Linked DNA regions of Mus musculus: region 1 is linked to region 2. The links are chromatin loops, found by intact Hi-C in ENCODE. Cell type or tissue: heart. All regions are shown on one strand. Links, peaks and the distances in the headings refer to the core of each region. The heading gives the core; the rest is flanking DNA. Region 1 holds the start of Rmnd1 (required for meiotic nuclear division 1 homolog). Region 2 overlaps Akap12 (A kinase (PRKA) anchor protein (gravin) 12).

Region 1 (5,372 bases), core at 117-5,116, 99 kb before region 2:
GAGGAAGGGGGAAGAGGAGGGGAGGGGCAGACTCTTGTGATCATCCTCCAGCAGTGTACAATCTGCATATGGTGGCTCACAACTGTAATCCACGTGTTCAAGATCTTTAGGTACTCAAAACCTTGTCTTAAATTAAAAGGACAGGAAGGAAGCAAGGCAGGCAGGGAGGGAAGAAGGAAGGGAAGAAGGTACAACTGCATGCCGCACAATCCAGAGATAACTGGTCCCATAGCTTTAAAGGCTTTATCCACATTAACGTAATTACTTACTTGTTGTTGTTTTCTCACCTGTTGATTAAACAGGCACGGTGAATTTTAAAGTCGTCCTCTACCCCAACCAGAAAGTCTTTCCTGTGTTTAATCACATTGTGTTGTCAAGCAACTGTAATCCCCACTGCCCTTCACCCCGAGGTTTGCACTTAGGGGACTCAAGGGCTCCAATTAGTAACACAGATGCTGTAAGACAGACAGGTCGCTGTGACACCTCAAAAGCTCTTCAGAGAAGTCAAGGCCATCATTTATGACCACTAAGGTCTAGGGAGACTAAGCTATTAGTGCACAGGTCAACCAGAGGCTACCTCAACACACAGAAAAGCAGGTAAGTATTTATGCCAGAAACAGTCTTTACATGAGAGCGGAAACCTTCTATAAATACTGTTATTCTTGTGAAGAACTAGCACAAAATTAAAGCTGAAATATAGTTCTTACCTCTCCATGTTTTTCAAAAAATTCACTTTTATGTCGATGCAATGTATCAATAACCTTGGTTAAGATCTGCGGTGTTCTGTCCTTAATCGTAAGATATGCAAAGGACCTAGGAGAGAGTCCAATATCATGCATTACTCAGTAGCTTTGACACTAGAAGGCATGCCCAATTTTAGTTTCTGGAACACCTCATTTGGGTCCAAATTCCTTTTCATATGACTATTTTAATACACCAGTTTTATTTGCTTTATAGATATGAGACTGAACTCCTAAACTGCTCACTTGTCTTGTACGAATGAAGCTCCAGAAGAGGAGAAAACACAGCGGCACACAGCTGGAACCCCTGCTCAGGAGGACAGCAGGAAGAGGAGCAGGAGTTTAAGGCCATCCTGGGATAGATAAGATTCATCTGGAAGGAAGGGAGGAAGGGAGGAAGGGAGGAAGGGAGGAAGGGAGGAAGGGAGGAAGGGAGGAAGGGAGGAAGGGAGGAAGGGAGGAAGGGGGAAGGGAGGAGAGAGGGAGGGAGGAAGAGAGGGAGGGAGGGAGGGAGGGAGGGAGGGAGGGCTGGATGAAGGATGGGAGGGAAGAAGGCAGAAGACCCGAGACAATGTGGAACTCTACTGTCATGACCACTGCACAAACTGTAGTACTGGGTTCTGCCCCAGAACTTGACTGAATCATTTTCTTTTCCATCTACTCAATTTCTTTTTCTAAATCAGAAACGACTTCAGCAATGTGGTTAAGTTCAAAAAAGGACAGGTCTTGCAATTCAACAGGCTCTGGTCCTAGGTCACTGGCTTAGAAAGATGAAATGAAAATCTCAAAGTGGTTTTGATTTGCATTTCCCTGGGTAGGGTATGTGCAGGTGACTGCTGGGGCCAGAGGCTCTGGATCCCCTAGAGCTAGAGTTACAGGGCAGGGTAGGCCACACCTAAGCACCTAGGAACTATTCCAGGGGCTGGAGACAGGCCTCAGCAGGGAAGGGCACCTGCTACCAAGTACAACCTCCTGAGTTCGATCCCTGGAACCCACATGGTAGAAGGACAAAGGGGACTCCCTACACAAGTCGTCCTCTGACGTCCATTCCTGGGTAATGTCACAGGTGAGTGCCACACTCCCCCAACACATAAAAACTAATTAAATCATTTGAAAATAAAGTATTTGAAATATGAATTTGGAGCCTAGTGGTGTCTCCCTCTATAATGACACAGAGTATAATGGCAGGAGTATTGGGAGTCCCAGGTCATCCTTCACTACATAATTCAATAGCTCCGTGTCAAAAGAAAACCAACCATCCAGCCAGACAAGAAGATTGGCTACTTAGCCAATGCTTATTTCTGCTCTTACTTATAACTTTGCTCTCAGCGTTGTAGCATATTGTAATTCCCCCTTTGTCCACAGGTTTGCCTTCCCAGGGGCACTCAACCAGTTTAAAAACATTGCAAGTGGAAAATTCCAGCAGTCAACGATCTGTAAGTTTTAAATAATTTTAATTAAATTTAAAGTAAACTAACGTCCCACTAATTGTTCCATTTTGCTATTAGCTGTTTTGGTGAATCGATTGTGCCTAACAAATTTCATGAGAAGTGTGTATAGGGGGGAAAACTCTAAAGATGAAAATTGCAAGAACTACTTCTAATGATGTTTATTTTGGGGGCCAGTGAGATGGCTCAGTGGGTAAAGGCACATGATAAATCTGCTGCCCGCGACCGAGTTCTCGTTGAACTCCTGAGAGGTGAAGGAACAAAATCGGCTCCAGAGCTGTCCTCTGACCTCTAACGCGAATAATGGCATGTGCGCGCACACGCAAAATTAGGACGTTTTTAAATATAGAGTTATTAGTTTGACCCATACCATTAATACACACCGCAGTAGGTATGAGTCCTAATTGTTGGCCCCCGCAGCGCCTTTCCTTCTCACTTGTTAGAGACAAGCTTTTTCCTAATGTATCCCACAGTGAGCTCGAACTCACTACGAGCTCAAGCTGGCTTTAACTCGCAGCAATACTCCTGCCCCAGCGTCTCAATTCGGGACAGAAAGGAAGAAGGTACACAGCGGAACTAGCTAGGTCCTGACGCCGGCCAGCACAGCGAGCCGGCTCTCTCCCACCGAGGTGGGACTCGAACTCTCAGCTTGAGGATCCGGCGCTCCCGACCGCCCACAGCTTCCTCACCCAACATGGGTTTTTTCTCCCAAGAGCGCAAGAAAAAAAAAGCGAGACGCACCCCTCGTCCTTAGCGGAAAGAAACGCCGGGGACTCGGCCATCACACCGGCACCACAAGCCACTCAACTGGCGTCGCCCGGGGTTCAACGGCCGCGGTTCCAGAAAGGAAGCGTTGGAGCTTTTTTTTTTTTTTTTTTTTTTTTTAAGCGCTTTTGAACTCAGAAACTTTATTTGGTGGTCTGGCCAGGGTCAGAACATGGGGCGCAAGGGCCTTCCGGCTACGCGAGCGGAAGCCCTGGAGGACCGGAGGCGGTAGCCCGCCGAGCGGAAGGGGGGGGGGGGGGCGCGGAGCGGTCACGTGTTCGGACGGTCACGTGTCCCAGCTTGCCGGCCTGGGGCTTGCAGTGCGCCTGCGCCGCAGCGGGGCGGGGCGGGGTGTGTTTCCGCAGAGGTTCCTGCGGCGGGAGCGTGCGCGTGGGCGTCGCGGTCGTCCTCTCCGCGCACAGGTCAGTGCTTCGCGCTTCCCCAGCCGGAGAAGCTGGTGAGGAGGTGTGGGCTTCGGCCAGGGCCTGGGAATTTAGCCGGGAATCCGAAGCACCTCAAGCCAAACACTCCCGACCCCGCCGAGTTGGAAGCAGGGCATAGTAGTAGCTGCCAAGGTGCATGAAATCACCTTGAACTTAGGAACTGGAAGAAGTGCTCCCAAAGGTCAGCCCCACTTACCCGCTGAATCTAACCTGGATGCAGCCGCTTTTTTCATTGATGGTATTCTGCATCTCATGTACAATATATTTTGGTTATGTCCACCACCACCCCCAGCCCTGCCGTCAAACGCCTAGGCCTACCCATGTCCCACTCCCAACTTAAAACACTAAGTGCAATTAGTGCTATCCTTAGGCACATGGACATATTATGCTTAAGGATAATGCTCAAAAACTGCAGCTCCCTTGTGTTTCATTTTAAAAATTTACTTGACGCCTCTGTGCCCAAGGACACTACTGTCACTGAGCATAGGGGGACAAACACAGAAACCTGCTTTTGAAGAGAGGCAAAAATCTCCTTTATTGCTTTCTGATATCACTGTCGCTAACTAATATATATTATCCCTTATTTGCTCATTTCCAGAGCTAGCATACTGCACACGGTAAGGAGTAGTCATTGCATGAATTAAAAAGCTAAAAATACAAGGTATGTAAGTGGTGCTAAATATGAGGACAAAGTAAAAAATAGCAAGAGAATGGATGAGTGTTGGTTATAAGTATTAATCCTGTCACTCCAGAGGCAGAGGCCAGCCTGGTGTACAAAGCAAGTTCCAGGCCAGTCAAAGAGAGAAATTATAGGTTATCCAGAGAAATCCAGTCTTGAAAATCCAAAGTGGATGTGATGGATGTGTGTTGGTTATATGTATTATACCAAGTCACTGAGGGAGTCAAGTCCTTAGGAGGAGAGCTTGTGGACAGGTGAGTGGAAAGGCCCAGAGGGCCTGGAACAAAGGCATTCTATAGGGAATGCTGCAGTGTTGCAGAAGGCTCAGAAGGGCGTTTTAGGGGCATTGGCTTTTATTGTAAATGTAAAGCCATCATCAAATTTGACTCTGGGAAAGGATAGGATTCTAGTTAAGGTCTCAGAATTTTTGCTGTAGTCCATTGTGAATGACCTGTAGGAGGCTGTAAACAGTGGCAGGGAGCCAGTGTGCCAGTTGCCTTTCATGTGACAAGCTGCCTGAGGAGAAGCAGCTGAAGGGAGGAAGGGTTTGCTGCTCATCTAGAGTCCTGCATGGCAGATTAGGCATGGAGGCGGGAGCAGGCAGGGGCCATGCATTGCTCCACTAGAAAGTCCAGTGGTGAAAGCCGGCAACCCATCCCCATGGTATAGTCCTATCCATATTTCAGGGGGTCTTCCCTCCTGTTAACCTATCCCAGAAAGTCTGTCACAGACATAGCGGTGAGTCTCCATGGTGGTTCTGAGGCTAGTCAGATAAAGGTGAACCATCATAAACAGGTAAATGGCTATTATAATCATCATGGGAAAAACCAGAAACTCGGGACAGGTGGCAAAAGTGTTTGCGGTGGGTACTGGTCAGAAAAGGCCAGTGGATTTACTGACAGACGAGTAATAGGGACTGAAGAGAAAAGCAGAAGCAACTTCCGGGTTTAGGGCTTAGGCAAATGTGAGCATGTGACTGGCACTTGAATAGGGAAGGCTGTGGTTTGTGGAAGCCTTCAGATGCCCAGTTTTGAGCTTGTTACATTGTTGGTGCTCAGAGGGATTTAGAGATAAATATGTGCTACTCATCCTGATGACGTATGAAACACGGGGTCGGGTAAAGTCACCGGGAGACTGATTGGGAAGAGAAGTGGCCCAGAGTCTGAGTCCTGATGTATCACATTCTTGAATAGATGAGGAACCAGCAAAAAAAGACCGAAGGAAAATGGCCAATGTGGTATTCTAGAAGCCAAATAAAAAGCTGCTTCAGGGAGTGGGCAGTGAGTTGATGGGCATC
Region 2 (5,372 bases), core at 153-5,152:
AAACATTTTACCAACTGAGCTATACCTCCAACCCCTTGCCATTAAAGATTTGTGCTCTTTCTTTCTTTCTTTCATTATTCTTTCATTATTTCCTCCTTTCTTTTGAGGCAGAGTTACTCCATGTCACACCAGGCTTCCTACACCTCTCTATTATAGACCAGACTGGTCTTGAACCCATGGAGCGCAGCTAGCCTCCTCCCCGAGTGCTGAATCCTGCACCAGCACGTCTAGTCTCTTGTGCAGTTTCTGATTACTGGCAAAAAGTATAAAACCAGGCAACACTGTCCATATGCACAGTGTGAAGTATAATCTAGAAAGCCATAGATCCAACCACTTAATAGTACCTTAAAAACTGAACGGTTCTTCTAAATACTCTGCCTGTGGCTCCACTGGGATTACCCGCTGGAACCCCCTCCTTCCCACAAGAAACTGAGCACGAGACAAATTAATAAAAAATGGAATACACAACACCTTATACACACACACACACAAAAAAAATGCCAGGAGAGAGGGAGATCTCAGAGGACCCATTCAAAGTGTTGTTCATCCATCCATCCATCCATGCAGACACCCTGACTCGGGCTGGAGAGAGGGTGCAGCAGTTAAGAGAATAAGAGAATAGACAACTCTTTCTGAGGCCAGAAGTTCAGTTCCCAACTAAAACTATAAGCTGTAACTATAGGCTCTAGGGGAATCCAACATCTCTGACTCTGGAGGGCACCTGTACTCATACACGGACTGACTGGCACACACATATACACATTATCACAAACAAATCTTAAAGAAAACACCTAATGAACTTGGAAGAAGAATGCTATTCATTTTTTTAAAACGTCTTTAATTTGTAGGTTTCATAAATGTCCACCCTGGCCAGCAGTAGAAAGACTAGAGACATGACAGATGGGACAGACTATGAAAGAGCCCTCGGCATAAACAAGCTAAACTATAGGAAGTGAGAGATATTTTTAGCTCTGCTAAACTTTTGAAGTCATTTAAAATTCCACAGGGAGACACGGCTTTGGGGGGAAGAGTCACACAGAGAAAAAATATGGAAGCCCTGGAAAGTCTACGCCCCACTTTGAGACAACAGATTTGGCAGCATTCATCTTAAATATTTAAATCGGAGCCACTTTTGTAAATGTAAGTTAGCAAGTGGAGTTTAATTTTCTAAGAGCGTAAACGGGAAAGTGAGCGTAAACACGCACTCTCCTATATAGCCAGTCTCAGACTATCTATCAAACGCCAAGTTAGTGGATTTGCAAATGCATTCTGAACGCCTGGCGTAGACTGCCCACTTCTAGAAGTTGGCATAACATTACAACTCACACAAGTAGAGTCCTAGAAAACAAGCATGGGAAAAATAATTATTTTCACTACCTTTTTTTTTTTTTTTTTTTTTTTTTTTACTAATACTTAAATGGCATTTCTTCCCTTAGGTTTAGTAACTATGTATTATGTATTAGTATTATGGCTAATACTAACCACGTATGACAGAACTAAACTAAAATATTAGCCTGATACACGACTTCACTCAACGTTCTTATTTAATGAGCTCTAGGAAGCACTGAACGCTTACAATTTCTCAGACATAGGAACTTTTAAAATTAGACTAGGGCAGGTTATCCACAGTGAATCTGATGCTGATTCAACTCGCTAGCTGCTGTGGCTTCTCTCAACAGCACAGCCCCCACTTCTCTAAGGGGACCGGATAAGGCTCCCAACCAGATGCATTGTCCCGTGAGCGCTTCCAGGAAGATTTTGGTTTAAATAAAAATAAAATGTGCGGTTCATTGGTTTCCGAGGGGCTATGGAATGCTCTCCATATTCAATTATCTCTCCCTACACCGGTGAAAGTGTAGGGAGAGATAATTGAAAGCTAATAAAATTCCAGCCACACGGCTCACCTCTTGAGACTCTTCTTCCAGAGTCACATCAGCAGGAAGAAGAGTCACCAGTCTTACCTGTGATGGTAATAGTCCCCAGCATATTTAGTTACAGTTTTCGGCCTCTTACGGCAGGAAGTCTCCTTCTCCTCTGTCTACTCCCGGCTAACCAGTGAGATGAAAAGGAATGCAGTCCTCAGAGCATCAAGGAAGCTCTCCAGCCCTGGAGGTGCAGCAATGCGCACTGGAGAAGCGCTTCTCTGGCTAATTATAGGACGGCCCCGCCCACGCCGTAGGCCCCGCCCACAGCCAGCCAGCCCACACCTCTGTCCGGACTTGGCTGCACCACCCGGGGAAGTCACGTGCCCCATTTTACAGGGCTGGTCTCTGTGCCTGGTCTGTCGCGACCCAGGAGAAAGTTTTAAGTCTCTGGGGTGAGCCAGACCCCGAGCATCAATATTTGATCCAAGCGGTGACTTCATCCCTGGCACCGACTCCTGCATCTCAAACTTTTAAAATTATGTAAAGGCAATAACTGCACAGATATTAAATTCTCCGATTTTTAACGCCATTTTTAAAGGTGGATGAGGTGCAAAGCGGCATTTCCTTTTTAAAGCCCATAGTATGTTGCCAACCGTTTCCTACACTCCGGTCAGCGTAAAGACCCACAACTCTCTGCGATCCCAGGCCTTTTGCAAAGGGTTGTCACAAAGCGAACTATCTTTAGCATTTAACCGAGACAACTTTCTAAAAAGCAGAAATATCTGACCTTTGGGTCTCTCTACTTTTCGTGGTAGAAATGAGCTAAACATTGGGTTGAAACTTCACCAACACTCTCCTCCTGTTACAAGCGTATAGCAAATAAAACAGCTGCATTAAAAATCCAGGCAGCCCAATATTTCTTTTCTGTTAATCTTGAGATTGTTTCTCTACAAAGACACAAGTAATAAATGAGCTGGATCTTCAGTTAGGATAGGTCCAACTGGCCTGTTGGAGCGAACCACCTCTCCCCACCCCAAAATAAAAGGTTATATTATTGCTCTTCTCGTCAGACTTGAAGGCCTTGTTCATGACTACTTAGGGAACTGGAGCGGGGAGATCGGTGCGGGAAAAAGAGTAGACAGAGACAAGCGACATAAAAAGGGGATTAAAAAAATTTTTTTTGAAAGAAAGATTTCAGACATCCACGATGGTTGCTGCTTCTTGCCACCAGGAGGCACAATGCACCACATTCCAGCCCAGAAAGAGCGAAAAAGGGACAACTCCTGGGCAATCAGACAATGGTTACACATATCAGCATTACAAAGATCCAGAAAGGCTTCCCAGCCAACGCCCAACCTGGCTTTGAGTCTCGGCAAGCCAGGCAATGGGTCTTATCCTGGTTGGTTAAGATCTGGGAGCAGACATTTGCCCTCTGCATTCCCAATAGGTGGGGTTTCAGACAACCCAGACATCTCTCTTCCCACCATCTATTCCCTGTGTGTAGATCATGGATAAGAAGCCCTATATGCAGGGTCAGTGGTCCACATTAAACTAGACACTTCCCCCACAGTGTCCCAGGATCCCTGAAGGCCCAGGGAACTAAGAATACAGAACCACTTCCCAGTATTCAGTTGTAGACAGCACATGGCAGTCACCCCACTCCTCTGTGGATTCGGGTTTACATAACTGCATCACCAACACCTTCCCTTCTGACCCCAAATTCTAACAACAGCGACGCCACTTTGATAGCTAAGGGGAAAATTCACCAGATACAAAGCAGACAAAACACTCTTTTAAGAAAAGGCTAAGTAAGGCAAGATCTTTGCTTTCATAACACAGGTGACAATACACTCCTCAAATGAGGTTCAAAGTGAGGCAGCTAAGGCTCAAAGACAGCACAATGGATGCTGTGCTAGAGGCTGACCCTCCCAGCACACAGTTATCTGGAATCACTACCTCCCTGTGTAATGAAGAACAGGGAGTATATATAGCCGTGACCATCAGCAAGTTCCTCTGGGGCTGGCCTTAAAATGGAAAACCATCAATCAGGACAGAGGCAGAAGGAAAGGTCAGACAGAGGGGTCACTGCAAGGGCAGGCACCGTTCCCTTGACATTACTCCTTTCCACTCGCGTGAAAGGAGACGTTTTAGAGCCAGGCATCACCACCTAAAACAAAGATGACAGAATATATGCCCATCACTTGGCGGAAGATTGCTAGGGGGTGTTTTCTTAAATCTGCATGATCTAGTCAATAAATATTTGCCAAGGTCATGCTCCACTTTTGTTGTGCTGAAATCCACTGGGCGCTAATCAGATATTATGGCCTTAGGATACTTAGTTGAGAGTGGCAACCCCTGGGGATACAAGGATAGAGCTAGCCTAAGAGAAGAATAGGGACTCCCTAATGTTGAATACAAAGAAGCAGCATCCTGGGGCAATGTCTGGAAAGAGTGATTTGGGAACTCAGGGGTGGGCTCCTCATAGCTACTGTTACTTACAGTTCATGTTCATGTTCAGAGGCCCAAGACAGCAAAGGAGAGCTAGAGATGCTAACCAGAAATGCTAGTTAACAAGGAAAGATTTCTACGGACATCTTAAGAACTTTGTAATAACACAGTCTCAGCAAGGAAAGCAGACAGCCAGGAATGGTGTACTTGTGTAATTCCATCACTGTGGACAGAAGGCTAGCCTCAGCTACATAATGACTTTGAGGCCAGCCTGGGCTACATGAGTCTCTCCCAAAAAATAAAAATTACAGTAACAGGACAAACAATCTGAGTACAGCATATAACTTCTTTAAGATATACAGAGATGCACATAACAGCACACACCTGTAATAGCAGCACTTAGGTAATAGAGGAAGATCAGGAGTTCAAGGCTACCCTCAGGCCAGCTAAACTATTGGACCACATTTCAAATAAGCAAAGAAAGAAAGAAACAGACAAGAGATGCAAATGTGGGGCTAGCGGGATGGTAGCTGAGTCATTAAAAGAGGATGTTGTTCTTGCATCCAGCACCCATCTTTTTTCTCTGCTCCCCCCCCCCCACACACACAGGGTTTCTCTGTCTAGCCCTGGCTGTCCTGGAACTCACTTTGTAGACCAGGCTGGCCTCGAACTCAGAGATCCACCTGCCTCTGCCTCTCAAGTGCCACCACTGCCCGTCAAAAAATAACTCTGTCTTTTTTATTTTATTTTATTTTATTTTATTTTCATTTTTATTTTGTTTTTTTGAGACAGGGCTGTGTAGCCCTGGTTGTCCTGGAACTCACTATGTAGACCAGGCTGGCCTCGAACTGAGAGATCTGCCTTCCAGCACCTATCTTAGGTGGCTTACAACCATAACTATAACAACCGTAACTCCAGTTCCAGGGGATCTGATATCCTCTTCTGTACTTTGGAGGAAACGCACACTTACATATGCACATATCCACAAATATACACATAGTTTGAAAAGAGGGGGTTGTTGAGATAGCTCAGGGGTTAAGAATACTGGCTGTTCTTTGG

Evidence for each region. Peaks named below come from ENCODE experiments on the same cell type or tissue, not always from the same donor. Only the 100,000 strongest peaks of a DNase experiment are listed, where the experiment ranks them.
Region 1: a loop joins it to region 2, with 3 times the contacts of the local background. A loop is called at or near these places in 1 of 42 quality-filtered maps.

Annotation. Positions count from the first base shown.
Region 1 is chr10:4,430,269-4,435,640 of GRCm38, reverse strand. Rmnd1 (required for meiotic nuclear division 1 homolog) reads left to right here and starts at 3,253. Exons shown (of 13, transcript NM_025343.6): 1 at 3,253-3,375. Armt1 (acidic residue methyltransferase 1) reads right to left here and starts at 3,036. Exons shown (of 5, transcript NM_024261.2): 1 at 2,930-3,036; 2 at 708-813. The coding sequence starts at 2,970. In heart, for the core only: CTCF peaks have their summits at 2,099 and 4,520; DNase peaks (open chromatin) are centred at 2,970, 3,300, 4,670 and 5,090; H3K4me3 peaks cover 2,906 bases; H3K27ac peaks cover 2,477 bases.
Region 2 is chr10:4,331,299-4,336,670 of GRCm38, reverse strand. All of the region lies in intron 2 of Akap12 (A kinase (PRKA) anchor protein (gravin) 12), which reads right to left. Among named protein-coding and RNA genes, the nearest start is that of Gm40592, 23 kb to the right of the region's middle. In heart, for the core only: a CTCF peak has its summit at 3,090 (motif pointing right); DNase peaks (open chromatin) are centred at 2,190 and 3,250; H3K4me3 peaks cover 2,893 bases; H3K27ac peaks cover 2,719 bases.